Linked DNA regions of Homo sapiens: region 1 is linked to region 2. A link is an interaction called in ENCODE POLR2A ChIA-PET data of the cell type or tissue named here. Cell type or tissue: OCI-LY7. All regions are shown on one strand. Each heading gives the region's core, and the rest is flanking DNA. Links, peaks and the distances in the headings are about the cores only.

Region 1 (9,035 bases), core at 601-8,600, 52 kb after region 2:
AGACTCAGCATTAGAATTTAAAGGCATGGAGCAGAGAAAAAGAAAGGTCAATTTACTGCACTAAGGTTGAAGCCATTCAGATGCCAAATTCTTGCTCAAGTCTTAGAGATGGTTTCTTAACTAGGATTTCCTGAAATAGTGGCTTATATTTCAGTAGTTTAGTTGGTAATATAATCCCAGTGGACAGAAATAGAGAACAGTGGAGTAAAACAGAGAAGAATAAAGGTGAAAGAAAGGTATCATCCATCTATGAGACTATGCCCATGAGTTACTAAGGCCCAATGCTACTTGGACTTTCTGAAAAGGCTTAAGAAATACAGTTCAGACGGTTCCATGAGAATGAAAGGGGAAACAGCCACTTGCTCTCACCACGTTGATTAAAAATGACCCCATAGGCATTGACTCCACTCTAAACACACACATACACACACATTTTAGCTGCTAAGGTGTAAGACAAGAAGATCCCTTCCCCACCACCCCAGGAAGGAAGGAAGAGCTACTTCGTTTACCTCAGGAAAAGGCTGTACCTGCTAGAAGAGGATCCTCTGGAAGCCAGCAAGAAACTAGTTCCTGCAGCTATAGCTGGAGGCACAGGTGAAGCAAGATGATTTTGAAGTGGTGCATGAGAGGGATTTGATAATAGAAAACAGATTCCTTGCAAGGTTGTTCTCAGATGTTTATCTCTATTTTGCAATAGTCCTTCATTAGGTATGGTGAATACGTGGTATAGTAGAAGTACTTTGTTAGGGAAAAAACAAACAATCCCAAAAAAAAAAAAAAAAAACCTCCTTGACCTCAATAAGCAAGTCATAGAAAACGGGAATATTTGAAGCAAATTAGGGAACATTAAAGACACTACAGCTGAGGTCCAAAAAAGCAGAAAGTACTGAGACTTGGGCTAATTCAATCAAGGAAGACTCTTGGAAACTGGGTGGTCAGAGGGCCCCGGGAGGGTGAGTGTAATCACGTTGTGAGGGTGATCTGCCTGTAACACCCATCACCCCATTGATTTCCAGTATTAATCTGGTAGCAATAACTATCAATCTATATGTACTTACATAGGAGCTTATAGTTCACACACTGCATCACATACATTGGCACATTAAAAAACTTTTTTGCTATCTATTGTTACTGAATAGCTAACACTTGATGATTCAAAGAGTTTTTTTAGGTTTTATTTTGTTTTTAATTGACACATAATAGTTGTACTTATTTATGGGGTACAGTGTGATTTTTAAAGGCAAAATAAGATGAAAAATTGAAAAAGTTATCTGAATAATTCAAACCCAATACTAATGTCATTTGCATCATTCTGTGTTAGCAGACAACTTTCAACTTCCAAATTAACATCAGCATATTTTTTTGTAATTCAATCTTTCAGTAATTAACTATAGTAACTTATCTGCATTGTTCGCTATGTTTTTCTTACCAGGTGAGTAAATTTTAAAGATATTTTACATCTCTTTAATCTTATGATTTCATTTAGTATAGATCTATTTTCCTAAAAAGTTGAAATCATTTTATTACTTTACTTGTACCCTTTTTTTGTTCTTTAAAAAGTTTTAAGGTATAAGTGATTAAAAACAAACAAGCCAACAAAAACTAATATTCTCTCCATATATGATAATAGTAATTATTAAATAAGACTAATAAAGGAAAAATGCCATATATGATAATAGTAATTATTAAATAAGACTAATAAAGGAAAAATGCCATATCAACATTAAATAATAGTATTAAAACGTCAAGAGCTTTCAAATAAATTATTTAATAGTATTACACAATCTGCAAAACAAAAAAATATTTTTAAAAAGCATTAGGACTTTTATATATACAGGGAAACTGAGGCTTAGTGAAGTTAAGTGTCTTACTCACTCCATATTTCATAATTGGAAGAACTGGGACTAGGCTTATATCCTCTGACTTCTGGGCCAGTGATCTTTCTACAGCAGAATCGTGTAGGTGAGAATTAGGCACAGAGTCCAAGGCACAACTTGAATATGGGATTCAGTCACTGCTCATACTGTGGGTTACGTGCAGACTGAATTAGATGGAATAAAGCATACTCTAGGATGTTCCTTCTAGCGTTTTGAGAACTAGTACAGTTTTAGGAACATAAAGAAACTTTCAATTAATATCAGTCATTGTTACTATAGTTATATAGATGTAGGACAAGGACTAAGAGCCTGGGGGAGAAACTCAAAGAAGATGCAAAGGAAAAGGGTTGGGCAGATATAGCATTTTTTTTTTTTTTTTTGAGACAGAGTCTCATACTGTTGCCCGGGCTGGAGTCCAGTGACACGATCTCTGCTCACGGCAACCTCTGCCTCCCAGGATCAAGCAATTCAGCCTCCCGAATAGCTGGGATTACAGGCGCCTGCCGCCATGCCTCACTAATTTTTTGTATTTTTAGTAGAGACGCGGTTTCACTATGTTGGCCAGGCTGGTCTCAAATGCCTGACCTCATGATTCACCCGCCTCTCAGCCTCCCAAAGTGATGGGATTACAGGCCTGAGCCACCACGCCCGTCCAGATCATAGCCTTTTAATTAGCAAGAATTTGAAGTTTTTTTTAACTTTTGCATAGGCTGGGGGAGATGGGTAGAGAGAATCCATCTCTAGTTCTTTACCAGGGCTAAACCTGCATGTTTTACATTTTAATTCACAGCAGTAGTTTTTAGCTTCTTAGTCTTTTCAGTTATTTGGTAACTACTTATTGATTCTAATAAGTGCAAAACACTGCAGGTCTGATTATGAGAGGCACAAAGCTCTATTCTTAAGTAGTGGTTGACAATCTTGCTAAGGAGATAAGTCTTGAACATCTGCATTTCCAATCCAGGGCAGTGAAACAAGGCTGGGAGAGACTTTCAGACACGTGTTAACAGCAGAAGTGAAACAGAATGATTAGCAACTGATTTGTGTTCTTTCTCCCATACGTCTTTGGAAGCCACCTGTGGTGGCAACGGCTGTTAGGCCCCTCAGCAAGCCTCTAGCAAGACCTGTAGCACTGCAATGTCCAAGTACACTGCATTTTGAATATTTGAAGAAATGGTGTCTGGGCCATAACCAGGTTGGCCTTCTTTTCCGCAGGCATTGCCTCTGGGGAGCTCTGCACAGGGCCCCACACTAGCTCTTAAGTCCAGAGGCAGAAGAGTGATAAAGGATGAATGTTTTGCAAAAACCCGTACAGGTCAGCGCTCTTGTCAAAACCTGAATTCACAGAGGCTTGGGTATTTATGCCAAAAAGAAAAATCTGTGAATAAATACATGTACATGGTTTCAAAACAGTGTTTTAAAAATTCATCTTATTCAGGGGTTGTAGATACTAGGCATGACTCCGATTTTTAGGAAAAAACAATGATACATAAAGGTAAAGGAGACAGTTTCATTACTGGCTAGAGAATATGAGATGGCAAATAGTAAATTATGTATGACTTCCACATTTATCTCAAGTGAAAAGCATAAATGTGTCCTAATACTTCATTTCCATTTTTGCTTTTTTTAAAAAAAAACTTACTGATCTCCAAATGAAAGAAAATATATTTTATTAAAAGAACTGCCTATTCTAATATTACTTTACGTGCAAATTCCACTCAAGTCTTCAGCCAAGTTTTCATAAATTACGTAGAGAGAAATTAAGCAAAATTATGCTGACTACCCATTCTCCTGAAAATCCCAGGATTCTTAGTTGTCAGGAAACATATGATTCTTGTATTAACAATGTGGGTAAACCTGGTCAAGGTTCCTTTTGGCCTTGAACTTTACTGCCAGCCTATAGATGGCAGCAAACTTACACACCATTGCCAGAGTCTAACCTTTCCATTGCTACTTCCAATTACTCTTTCCTACTAGTGTTTTTATTATATGGACAAGTTATTTATGATTAGAAGTATTAAGTAATTCATATATGAATATCATAGCTTTACCAGAATACAATTCCAGAACACACTAGAAAATTGAGGGAAAACAAAAGTAAAATGAAAATAATCAGGAATAAGATTGGCAAAAAGTTGATATTCTCATAGTCAAAACTTGTTTTTGGATTTAGTGTTATTGAGTAGAAATTAAAATGGCCTTTTAATCAGGCCATTTGACATAATAACGTTCTTTAGTATTGTTTAAGTTGAACGATGGTGCCCTATTGCATAGTTTAATCATGTGTACTGCCAGTAAAGATTTTCTCTTGAAGTAAGTAAGCTAGAGTTGTTACATTTATAAGAAAACATATCCAATATGCCTAAAATAATAGGTAGCAATGACCAATTAGCAATGATAATAAGTTTTCATGTGAAGGAATCATCACCGAATGTTCTATTGCCATGGTCTTACTATCTGTTGCCCTTTCTGGAATATCATTACCACTTAAGAGAGATTTGATTCCATTTATTGATAGTGAGGCCATATAAACCTTTTGATATCAGTTGTATTCTATCCATCATTAGCTGAGAATGGATTTTTTTTTCACAGAGAATAATAGGAGATAATGAAGATAAAACCAGTTACTAAAACTAGGGTTCAGTGATCATCAGCACATTAATATTTGCATTTTAGGCCCCAAGGAACTGTTTAGAGGACATCTGCCTTATTAGCCCGGCTTCACGAGCCATAAAGGATTTTGTTTTGCATGATTCATTGTTCAACAAAATGTCATAGGAACCAGACCCATTTGCCTTCTAAAGCCACCTGTCTTCTGGCAGAAACAGGTGTGCAGTCTCCTGGAAGAAACAGGTAACATTCTCACTGTAAAGCAGCACTGACCAAAGAAAGGCCACAAGAGAAATATGCTTACAAGGGAGAAGCTGAGACCATGACAGCTTGGCCATTAGTGTGCAAGTATTGGATATGAGAGAGACACCTCTTTGTGTTAGCATCTGTTGAGGCTAAGAATTGGAGCTGGTTAGATATTAACCTCCTAAACTGGTATTTTGGAGTGATTATTTATTAGATAATAATCACCATATTTTTGTTACATCCAATTGCAGGTCTGTCACATATTTATTTATGTGACTTTTTACTTAGGTAGTGATATGGTTTGGCTCTGTGTCTTCACCCAAATCTCATGTCGAATTGTAATCCCCATGTATCCCCCATGCTGTTCTCATGTTAGTGAGTTCTCACAAGATCTGATGATTTAAAAGTGTGACACGTCCCCCCTCCTCTGGCTCTCTCTCCTGAAGCCTTGTGAAGAAGGTGCTTGCTCCTCCTTCCTCTTTCACCATGATTATAAGTTTCCTGAGGCCTCATCAGGCATGTAGAACTGTGAGTCAATTAAACCTCTTTTCTTTATAAATTACCCAGTCTCAGGTAGTTCTTTATAGCAATGTGAAAACGGACTAACACAGGTAGACTTTAAATGAACTCAGTGATCTCATCCACCTCCTTACCCAGCTCTGCTCTGTTTTTATCAATGCAAGAATATCAGGGAAATCATAGAGGGGATGTATTACATATATTTTTTCTAAGACACATAAAAACAGGCACATGATTTAACATTTAAAAATGTTTCTGTGTTTAAACAAAGTTTCTGGCACACTACATGTACTTGATAAATGTTGGCTATTGTTATTATAATTACTTTTTGATCTATATAAATCTGATGGATAATCTACAGTCAATTAGAACAGAGTCATTGCTAAAATGTTGCTAAGTACTATGAAAATTGCAGCAGCTTAATTCTTCCATAATATTTACTGAAATTTTGGAATGGGTACAGGGTTTACTTATGCATCATATGCACCAGAATCTGCACAAAGCCCTTCACATATGATGTTATATCATCAAAGAAGCAATGCTATAAAATAGAGCTAATCACATGCATTTGTCGGATGGGAACACTGAGAGTAGAATTCATTTGTATAAAGCCACAGAGATGGAAGGTAAAGTGTTTTGGAAAGGGATCACAAACTCAGAAGCCTCTAGGCACCAAGAATGTGGCACATCAGTAGCTAAGAGCAGGGAGGTGATAGTGCTTGGTGATGTTAGGTAAAGTATTGAGGAGTGCTGGAGCCTCTGGTGAACTGCAGGGTATATATCCATAGTAAGAATTTCTCCTGCCATCAGTTCCAGAAATGTTGACTCAGTTCTTAGATCATTTTTCAACAGAAGAGGGCAATGCAGCTGAGCACGGTGGCTCGTGCCTGTAATCCCAGCACTTTGGGAGGCTGAGGAGGGCGGATCATTAGGTCAGGAGTTCGAGACCAGCCTGCCCAATATGGTGAAACCCCGTCTCTCCTAAAAATACAAAAATCAGCCGGGTGTGGTGGTGTGCACTTGTAGTCCCAGCTATTTGGGACGGGGGTTGCTGAGGCAGGAGAATCACTCGAACCCAGGAGGCGGAGGTTGCAGCGAGCCGAGATCGCGCCACTGCACTCCAGCCTGGGAGACAGAGCAAGACTCCGTCTCCAAAAAAAAAAAAAAAAAAAAAAAAGTGCCCAATGCAGATTTTTTTTTTCTGTGCAGTCTTCTTAGTTTTATTTTTGGCAACTGATTGGAATGTGGGCAAATAAAAAGCTCATCTAATGGTCATAAGCTACAGATTTTCAACTTCCGCCTCAGAGGGAGCTTCTGACCCACTTCCATTTCCAAAGTAAAAGAGATGCTAACATGGACACATTTGGTCTACTTTACTAAATAAAGACTGAACCTTCCTTTAAAGAGCAAAAGTAATATAAGTTTGGATTATGATAATTACACACACACACACACACACACACACACACACACAGACTTTTTTGAGTCCTCTTTCTTTGTCTTGTTTTGTTCCTTGAGTTATTTTTCTTTTCTTATTCACTCATGTTTCTGAAACAGTGATACAAGTCATAACTTGTCTCAGTCTAGAATTTAGACATTATGTGGGCCAATAAGTGATGAACAACTTCCTGAGGCTTATACATATAATGCAGTATGAAAAATTTGGGCTAGAACACCAAAAATCATTTTTTTTTCTTTTAAATAGAAAGCACGTTTCTTGTATTAACTTCTGGTTTTTTTAAATATAAAATGAAAACTTTGAGTTTATCATGCCCATACATTTATATGGGCATCACTGAACAGGACTGGGGAATAACTGCAGAGCCTCATTGATATGGTTTGGCTCTGTGTCCCCACTCAATTCTCATGTAGAACTATAATCCCCACATATCAGGGGAGGGGCCTGGTGGCAGTGATTATATCTTGGGGGCAAATTTCCCCCTTGCTGTTCTCATGATAGTGAGTGAGTTCTCATGAGATCTGGTGGTTTAAAGCTGTGTGGCACTTTGCCCTTCACTTGTCTCGCTCCCCTGCTCCACCATGGGAAGATGTACCTTGCTTTCACCACACCTTTCGCCATGATTGTAAGTTTCTGCCACGATTGTAAATTTCCTGGGGAGTCAGCCATGCAGAACTGTAAGTAAATTAAACTTATTTTCTTTATCAATTACCCAGTCTCTGGTATTTCTTTACAGCAGTGTGAAAACAGACTACTACACTCATTTTCAGAACCTGCTAGTTGCTTGGCTGATTTTGGAAAAAGGGTCATGTAGTCAGGGTGTAAGTCATGGCCATTAAGAACATGATTGTTTCTGTTGATGCCATGGTTGATTTTGACAATGCCAAAGATCCACCCACAAATTTCAATCAATCTTTGAAGACTATGGCTAGAGGGATTGGTGAAGGGCCACCCACAAAAGACCTTTTGCTTATTTCAAATTTGACTTCTCACAATACATATTGAGTCTAGTGATTATATGTAGGGTGATCATTCACCACTGCTTTACAATCCTTTTAGGATGTACTTTCCTCAAAGGATTCTGTATTTGAAAGTTCTTGTCAACCAAACAAATTATATATAAGAAAAACATTAAGTCACCCTCTAATATTACATTAATAAAATACAAAAACAACTGAGTGTACAATAAAAGCAGTAACTTCCAAATGATGTTAAATTGCCTTGTTTAATTATATATTTGATACTTAGATATACTGTGCTGTTTTACTTTCTAATTAGTAGCATATGTTTTCCTTAATAACTTGAATGTTCTGGAGGCTGTTATTATCAATATCTAGACATCCAGAGACCTCAGAATAAGAACAATGTTCTGTGATCTATGATTTAGGAATTTAATTCTTTATCACTCATTTGTCCTCATAAATATTTCTGGATACCTTTCGTATGTCTTCTCTTTCAAGGAGGCTTTTATAATTCACTGGATGCCATGCATTCACTATTTTTTCTCATTTTCTGATAAGCACATGGGAAGAAGAAAATCACAATCTTGGTGCGTTTGCAGGATTAATTCCAGAAAGCAGAAAGTGGGAAAGTGGTTATATACCACTTCCAAGTCTAGCCCCAAGTTCCCAATGAGATTTTTTTTCTCATTGAGATTCTCTTTCTGCTCTCTGGTTAGCCAAATACAGAGAATTAATCACAGACCTTCATGGTTACAAGGGTCACTAATACCACTTTGAGCAGAGTCACCCTTCCAAGATTCCAAAGGATCTCTCTCCAGAATTTCTTTCAGTTGTACTTGCAATTATATTGTGTCAAGGTTTTGAGCTTTCCAGATTTACCTGTTTCAGCACTTAGTGTTACTCTGATTTAAAAAATCTTCTATCTTCTCTCTACTCATTTTGCCCTTCCTTGGGTGCTTGAATGGGAATTTATTTTTTCTTCTTTAAGTGAACCTTTAAAGTTTGTCAATATTGACATGGTAATGCTTCTGATGCTTTGAGTCTGAGACGGGAATAGAATAGATATTTGTATCATCCCATCTTATAGATGAGGGTTCCTAGTCTTAAAGTGATTGAATGACTTGCTCAGTTATGAAGCTAATAATAGATGCAGTTGAAACCCAAATGTAGGTCTATCGGCTCAAAATCTTGGCTTTCTTCCCCTAGATGATCCGGACTATTCATTACAAATGCTAAAGCCTTGTTTCCCAGATCCCCAAGGCCAGATGTGATCAACTAATCAATGCCAATGGAAAAGAGTTCACCATCTTTCTAACATTTGCTAGAAAAACAACATCTTTCCATTTTAACCTTCTAATGGCATAT
Region 2 (9,035 bases), core at 760-8,759:
TATTTGCATGTGCTCACAGACTCCTTAGCTAGGTTGCTGAAACAAAACCTACCCACGAGGCTAAGGGAAGTTGAGGCTGCAGTAAGACAATCATCCTGCCACTGTACTCTGGCCTGGGCGACAGTGTGACCCTGTCTCAAAAATAATAAATTAAAAGAATAAAGTTTTTAGAACTACACTTCCTGGCTTTGGTGTGACCAGGTAACTTTGAGACAGTCATTTCACCTCTCTGTACTCAGTTTTCTTATCTGTCCAATGAGTATAGTGAAAGCACTCACCTCACAGGGTTGTTGTAAGGATTAAAATTGCTAATGTATTTAAAGAAGCTAGAACAGTGCCTGGTACTTTTAAGTGCTACATAAATGGCAACTTTTACAATAATTCTTTGGACAAATGATTTTACTGTTGCTACTTTTGCGCTTATTTGCTGCCACTAAATGAGAAAGTCATGCTAGCTATTGGAATCTGTTTCCTCATCTGTAAAATGAGGGTGTTGTACCCTATAAAGTTAGGACTTCCACACTGTCATTCTAAGACACGCAAACATGAATTTGCATGTGTTTATGTTAAACAGTTTGGAGGTGTTTATATAACATTATAATTGGATGTAATAATCTTTATTTATACAAGATATATTAAGTATTTTAATCTTTCTTACATATTTATTGAGTACCTACTACATGTCAGACATTGTATTAGATGCTGGGAATTCAGCATCAAAAACCCAATACCCCTGTACCCTGTTCTTGTAGTGTTTTCATTCTAGAATTTTTCCCTTGGTTTGCAGCTGTATCAGCTACTTGACAGAATACTCAATAAGTGTATAGGGAACTAGGAACTGGGACCTCAATTCCAGCAGTATGTTTAAGTTATTTAACAGTAATTTAATAGGAGGCTTAATGAAATTTTATAGAGATGCAAAAATTCAAAACTTTGAGTGTTAGGTGTCCCATTAAATTGCTAAAAATTGAATTTTTATTTCCTACATTGGCCACATCCTTAAGTTTTAAACCAGAAAAGCCAAGTTTATGCTTGCCAAGAACTCTTTAGGAATGCTAAATACATGTATTAAATTAAAAAAAAAGATAACTTAAGGTGGAAACCTTAAAAATGCAGACCAGTTTATAAAAGACCATGTTACAACCTCAGGACATATTTATAGCTGTACAGAAAATAAATACAGTATGGATTTTTTAAAGATCAACTTATAAACCTGATTTTGAAATTGCTTATAGTGTTTCTGTGTATGAAATGAAGGTGTGAACCAGATTTGGGCTTACATTAATTCTCAGCTGGCTATTTTTGAGGGTATTGAGAGTATAAAGAAGTTCCTCTTGAATATGTTGAGTTTGAGGTGACCACTAGTATCTGAGACGCATGTGGTTTAACAGTGCAGTGTTGCTAATGGTTGATTATTTTGCATTTACAAATTATATGTAGTAATTTTATGTAGTTTGTTAAAAGAAAAACTTTAGCTGAATTAAATTTAAAAGTGTTTATTTTTTTAGACATATATATTTTTTATTATACTTTGAGTTCTAGGGTACATGTGCACCACGTGCAGGTTTGTTACATACTTATAAATGTGCCATATTGGTGTGCTGCCCCTATTAACTTGTCATTTACATTAGGTATATTTCCTAATGCTATCCCTCTCCACTCCTGAGCCTACTCTGGCTTTAGACGATAAAAGTGTTTAATTGAGCAAAGAATGATTCATGAATTGGGCAGCCTCCTGAGCCAGAGTAGGCTCAGAGACTCCAGTGCAGCCAAGTGGTGGAAGAAGATTTATGGACAGAAAAAGGAAAGTGATGTAAAAAAATAAATAAATAAAAATTTAAAAAAACAGCTGGATTGGTTACAATTCAGTGTTTGCCTTATGTGAACACAGTTTAAACAGTTGGGCACCTTTGATTGGCCAAACTCAGTGACTGGAACCACAGTAGACTGCAGCCTGTTTACAACTGCATTTAGGTTATAGTTCACCATGCACAGAGAAACCTTCAGGCTGAATTTAAAATATGTAAGGAGGCAGCTTTAGGCTAAACTTGATTTAACAACCCTCACCATTTGATCATCCTCTCAATCTTGAGAGACTGACCAAAACTTTAGTCATTGATGCCACTATTGCCATCATAAATGTATTTATTTGGTCCTGAAACCATCTGGAAAATAGCAGAACAGTGGGTTTTATAAGGTGGGAACAAGAACTTCAGGTTATTTTTTTTGTAACGGCCAGAGTAGAGGTTACCTCCTATGCTGGAACAGGAGAAAAACAAAATCTGGTTTGTTTTAGGATCTATGTGTTTCTCTAATGTCTTAGTTTGATTATGTCATATTTAGCCCAAGTTACTCCATTTTTGTTTGGTCTGGTCTGTTGGGGACTGGTGCATGAGCTCAGTTCAAAACAATGGCCTCCCATAACTTTGTTTAAAAATTCCCCCATTCTGGTCAGGTTCTCACATAGGTGAGAGTGTGACCAAAACCTAGGGCCTTAGTGCCACTCCCAGTCACCATCATTTCGGGTTTTTGGTCACAGCATGTCATTCATAGGTTATGGTACCCTCAAGTTCACACTTTTCTTTAAGCTCTTGTCATTGCAGTTGAAGGGAGGTTGACATTCTTTTACATTCTAAAGATGGCTGCATGTGAACATTTAAAACTTTTAAGAGAATACAGTGCACCAGGAAGGCTACTATTATAACTATCAGTAGGATAATACCATGAGTTTGGAGTATGCTCCTTAGCCAGGGTCCCAAGAAACCAAATCACTTAAAATCTAATAGATCAAAGAATGAGCTAGATAAATGAGCTAGATAGAGTCTACTCTCTACTCTCTCTCTCTCTTTTTTTTTTTTTTTTTTTTTTTTGAGACGGAGTCTCGCTCTGTCACCCAGGCTGGAGTGCAGTGGCGGGATCTCGGCTCACTGCAAGCTCCGCCTCCCGGGTTCAAGCAATTCTCTTGCCTCAGCCTCCCAAGTAGCTGGGACTACAGGCGCCCGCCACTACGCCCGGGTAATTTTTGTATTTTTAGTAGAGATGAGGTTTCACCATGTTGGCCAGGATGGTCTTGATCTCCTGACCTTGTGATCCACCTCCCTCTGCCTCCCAAAGTGCTGAGATTACAGGCGTGAGCCACCATGCCCAGCCTAGAGTCTACTCTCTTTAACTAAGCAGTCTCTTCATGTAAGGGATTCATTAATCCCTTACAACTGAATCTCTATAATACCTGATATGATGTATTTCTCCATGGGCAACAAGTGCCAGCAGCTGCACAGATACTTCTCTGTTTAGCCAGTATGTGATCTGGAGCAATTCTATTATTTTGCATAATCTTCACAACAGAATTTAAAGTCGAAACTGCTATACAACCTATCATGAGAGTAAATTTCTAATCATTGCCTCATTTACTCCAAACCATGGAAAAAAGGACCTAACAAATTATACCACTCTAGAAGAGTGAAGGCCTCCTGGCAATGTTCTCTTTAACCTAGGATGTAGGTTAAGAGGAGTGGACTAATGTTTGGTTTCTGACTGATTATGAGGCAATGTATATACCATTAAAGTTTCTCACCTACTTTGGGCCTTCATCTTCCATCTGTCAAGTCATAAGGTTATCCAGGTATAAGGCTGGCTTCAAAATCCTTCACAAATAAAAGTATACCCCACGAGTGCGCACAATAGACCCCCTTTTCACTTCTATTGTTCACAGAGGCATAAGCAAGGAGGAAAAAAAAAAAGTAAGTTAGGAGTCTCATCTTAATAGAGAAATCTTGATCCATGATCTTGGGAAAAAGCTGTCCACATCAAGGATGCTATCTTCTTCAGCAGAGAAACCTCCCTAGTTAGCTTTATCTTAAGGTTTCCAATGGGTGTACAGTTCCAAGAGTGTGGAGGGGCTTTTCTGAGTTGTGAGGTTATGAACCCAAGGTTTAAGGTCCCAAAGTTTTGCTGCAGTATGGTTGGCAAGGGCACTCTCTCTGATGTTCTCAGAAGATCCAATCTTTTGGTTCTTGATTGTGAAGGGGTTGATTGTCTTCAGTCGGTGAACCATGATAAGCTTTCATTACATGGTGAAAACACTCTGTGGCATAATAAGCTACTGTTATAGTATCAGCCCTCGTAGATGGAAAAGCTTTGATATAACCAGAAAACATGCATTGAAGAAATGACAATGGAATGAAATCCCTTTATAAAGGTTTAAATGGCCCATCAGGTAGCTGAATGCACCTGAAGTTTTCATTTTCTTCCCAAGAACATGGGTTTGACAAACCAAACGTTGGTCACAAACAATTTTAGCCATTTAGAAGTCAACACACACACACACACACACACACACACACACACATATATATATATATATATAATTTGGATCATTTTATTTTTTCCATGATGAGTCATGGAATGCAAAACTTTTAATAACAAAAGCTTTAAAGACTCAGGAAGGACAAGATGGCTGTTCTGGTTCTTCAGGAGTCCATGCTTAATATTGGACTCACGTCCTCTTGAATACCAGTTGTTTCTCCAATTCAGGTGCATAGCACTGGTAACTGATGGATTATCATAGGTAATTTAACTTAGGCCATGGAGTTCATTCAAGTTGTGTATCTAAACAAATTCAGTATTGGCTGATTTAACATACAAATCTGGCAAAGTATTATCTTGGTATTCAATTAATTTTTGTTCTGCTTGGGTTAGCAGTTTTATAAACCAGTCAGTCTTTCCATTAAAGTTCCAGGAATTCTTACCCAGTCCAAATAATATGATTTTAAAGTCAATAGAAATCTGTATCCAAGAGTGATTTTCAGGGTCTTTTCCATCCTTTCATGAACCTCCTTAAAGACAACATATTCTAGGATTTTGAGTACTGGTGGAGTTTTCAGAAACTGCATCAGAATTAAGCAATTAACTGTGAATTTAAAATAGTCATAATTAAAGACACAATTGACAAGGAAATTTGGTTATTTCTGTGGTCTACAATTACTTAATAACCATAATTATAATTGATAGCATACACTCAGGTATATTAGAATTTTAGAAATTCCATACAATTTTGGAACACATTCATTAAAATATAACCTGAAGAAGGCTAAACATTATTTCTTATTTGACAATGATTCCCATCTAACTTAACATGTCAGATAATCCTGTTTACCTCTCTTTTGGGTGCTTCAGGTGCTCTCTGTAGCATCCCAAAGTTAGAGGGCAAAAACGACTTAATTTTGAAGCTGAAGTTTGATTTTGGGAAGCCTGTCAACTATGTAAAAGGTTTAAAATACTTGACCAAAATAGGAAGACAGGTCACTGTAAAGCAATAGTCACTCATTTAACCAAAGTGACAATTAAAAGATTTTTAAAAACAAAAACCTGTACTCTGATAAAAAAGAGTCAGTCTTCCAAACCACCAAAGACCTAAGATATCATGAGATGAAATCTGTCTCCTTGTTCTTTCCTCTCCCCATTTTCCCCCCTTTTGCAGTTTACTCAAAAAGTGAATAAAAATATTTTAATGTCTTATTAATAATACACAAAATTTTTGTTCCAAACAGAAAACCAAATTTTACTTTTGTATTAGTGTATTATCAATATTAAAACTAATTTTAATAAAACATCCTAAATAAATTTGTCAAATCTATAATCTTTTAACAAGATTTTCATAAACTTTTCATTTTACATTTTTTCCAACTTTCTATATTTATCTCATTTTATCAAATTTTTTACTCCTTCAATCTGAAACCTTTAAGAAACCAGACAAAATTTTTAACACACATTTTTATGCCCTTTTAACTTTCCTCATCAAATGCATATTTTGCATTAGTTTATACACTCTGCATACAGAATTGTTTCTCTCATATCTAGTAGTTTTTACTCTTAGTAAACCTAATTTCTAGTGAAAACCCTCAAAAGTAATTTTGAAAGTAATTTTGAAAGTAATTTTATATCAGTATTTGTAGATAAAAAATTTTTATAATTTTTTTAGAAAAATAGTTTTCCCAAGTTTTCTGAAGTTTGAAGGAATTTCAATTCCATTTTAAAATTCAATTTTCTAAAGTTTGAAGAAACTTCAATTCTTCAAATTATTATCAACAGATCTAAATATATTTAGCTTTTCTGTGCTATATAAAACAACATGTCAAGGTATATAAACTTAAACTCATGTCTAATAAATTAATATTTCAGTACCTTAAAGATGACTCAGACAGTTTATGATTATCTATTACCTATTTTAACATAACATGACTCTAGGATTTTAGATTACTGGAAATAATTTTGAAGCTACAAACTACACTGGTAGCTTCCCTAATGTCTTCCCCCAGTAATTCTAGGTCCTAAGTAGCCACGTGGCACCCAGGAGGACTGTGAAGGTCAAGACCTCTCTGCATCCATCAGGTCAGAAGTCAAAGCTGTGAAGGCTATACCTTGAGGATCCAACCCCTCCCAAAATAGCCAGGAGGCAAAACAGGGAAAGCAGAGGGAAAAGGGGCCATTATCAGGCTTAATTCTGGCTTGTAGCTGCTGGTCTAGGCACTAAGATCATGTCTCCAGACCTGATTATAGCCATCTATCCAGACCTGATTGTAGCCATCTATCCAGACCTCTGAACCCAGAGACTCTAAACCAAAGACATAAGCTCACAGTCAAATCAAGCAAGTAGCTAATTATATTTAACTGATAATTTTGAAACAATTTCTATTTTACCAACAATTTAAAAACCAGTTTTATTTACCAAATATCACATACACATAACACATATAGACATACAAACACACAGATGCGGCTCCTATAGCTCTCATAAAGGATTTTCATTTGCGGGCTTTCAAATACTTTTTGTTCTCCACATTCTGTCTATCAATATTCTAATTACTGGTTTCATTGCCCTAAGTATTTTTAACTAGGCAACAAACTTGCATTTCTAAAAGGATAACTCATAGGTGGAACAAAAAATTATATTTTATAAGCACAGAGCTAAGATTTTAGGTCTAAATATTGTATCATCATTTGCTCAAACCAAGGGGGAAAACATTGCTCAAATTAAAGTTCACTTAAGATGGCCAGAAAAGCTTAAACAAAGGTATGACTTCTTATGTAAATTTAAAAGAATGGTATGAGTTCCTAATGTACAGGGGCAGACATCCTTAAAAATGCAGATTTCCTTTATAGACGTAAATTTCTTTTACAAAAGAGTTTCAATATAGGCAATTAAATTCCAAAAAGGTGTATTTTAGTTTAATAGGGTGTTCCTCTTGAAACAGCTACTGTTTTTTAGCTAAAATTACTCAGTTCAGGGTAATGGGTCAAGCCCATTAAGGAATAGGGCTAACAAAGCATTATATGCCTGGACGCAGCATGGATAGATCTGAAAAAGAAATACGCCTATTTTACCTGACGGCCTACCTTATATACACACCTTATCTAGGATAGCTTTCCTTCCACCTTTGCGATGGGATAGTAACTAGGACAAAAGTTTAGCAAATTTAATTTTTTTCAATTAGTCACGTAAGCATTTTATTTGCCTTTTATAAAGTCTTTAAATAAAAGTATTGAAATCTTTTTAGAACCTTCTGCATATCAACAGGCATCCCTAGATGAGACTAATTTGGGAGCCCTCATTTTCAAATGCACTTCAGTGCAATGTAGTCATCTGGAACATTCCACTGTAACATATCTTTAGTCAGATTTCACCATTTCTGTAAGAGTTTGCTACTTCTGGGGCCTAGTACTTATGCATGTATAAGCTGGAAAGAACTCAGTTCTATAGAAATTAAAGATCCCATTTTTACCTCAAATATTGGCTTTGGCTCTCAGGTTTCCTTGATCAAGTTAGCCAATGATTTTTTTTTCCTACTTAAGTGCTCAAGAAAAATGTAACAAAGAGGTAGAACACAAAAATCCCTGCAAATTTCAAAAAGCTAAATTTTACACCTCCTGCAGTATTGCCATTTACTACTGGTTTATTTTTGACACAGTGAGATGTGAGAGGCCTCTAACTGGATCCAAACCAGTTAATTACTAGATCCAATCTGATCCTAGACCCGGTCCAGTTTCTGTCCTGATGTCTAAATCCAGTTTGCATCAGAAATTTGCTCAAATAAACTCAGAGAGCTCAAAACACAAATTCATGGAGCTTCAGAATCCGAGAGAACTCAGCATGATCCCCAGCTACTCCAAGAGAGCAATGGGCATGATGGGCCAGGCAGGTACCTCACTTGGTCACTCAGCACTCCTGGGGGTTATTAGAAGCTCTGTTTTGGATCCCACTTCTAATGTCATCTGTTAAAAGAAATACTTCTGCTGAATTAAATTTTAAAAAATTTAATCGAGCAAAGAACGATTCATGAATCGAGCAGCCTCCCGAGCCAGAGTAGGCTCAGAGACTCTAGCAAAGCCACGTGGTGGAAGATTTATGAACAGAAAAAGGGAAGTGATGTAAAGAAAATGGAAGTGAAGTACAGAAACAGCTGGATTGCTCTCAGCTCATCATTTGCCTTATTTGAATAGTTTGAACAGTTGGCCATCTTTGAGTGGCCAAGAATAGACTACAATCTGTATATAACTCCATTCAGGTTGTAGTTCTCAATGTACAGAGACACCTTTAGGCTGAACTTAAAATATGTAAGGATGCAGCTTTAGGCTAAACTCAATTTAACAAGTTCAACTTAATATTAGATGCTAATAGTTTAAAGGAAGGTTTAATTGAACTCCCATAGTGATGGAAATGTTTATATCTGCCATGTGCAATATAATATCCACTAGCCAACATGGGAAATGTGTCTGGGTAATGGAGGGGATGAATTTCTAATTCTAGTTAATTTCAATTTATTAAAATTTAAATAGTTCCATGTGGCTAGTGGCTACCTTATGAGACAGAAAAGTTTAGAAATGTAAGTCAGAGAACTACATACATCAACATGGATTATGACTTTTTCAGGACAAAGAATGGAGTTTTATGTATTTAACAGCAATCTTGTTTAAAAAACACTATTAATATTCCTATTTTACAGATGGTGAAAACTAAGGTGGAGTGGCACTATATT

The links. ChIA-PET counts read pairs that join two places held together with the same protein. Peaks named below come from ENCODE experiments on the same cell type or tissue, not always from the same donor. Only the 100,000 strongest peaks of a DNase experiment are listed, where the experiment ranks them.
Region 1: POLR2A ChIA-PET joins it to region 2 with 5 read pairs; 2 of 35 experiments call an interaction of 5 or more read pairs at or near these places.

The regions. Positions count from the first base shown.
Region 1 is chr14:87,061,159-87,070,193 of GRCh38, reverse strand. No RefSeq gene overlaps it. Among named protein-coding and RNA genes, the nearest start is that of LINC01148, 160 kb to the right of the region's middle. In OCI-LY7, for the core only: CTCF peaks have their summits at 3,567 and 3,778 (motif pointing right); DNase peaks (open chromatin) are centred at 2,913, 3,773, 4,653 and 5,203; H3K4me3 peaks cover 2,644 bases; H3K27ac peaks cover 5,504 bases.
Region 2 is chr14:87,112,869-87,121,903 of GRCh38, reverse strand. No RefSeq gene overlaps it. Among named protein-coding and RNA genes, the nearest start is that of LINC01148, 210 kb to the right of the region's middle. In OCI-LY7, for the core only: a CTCF peak has its summit at 8,639; a DNase peak (open chromatin) is centred at 8,463; H3K4me3 peaks cover 197 bases; H3K27ac peaks cover 930 bases.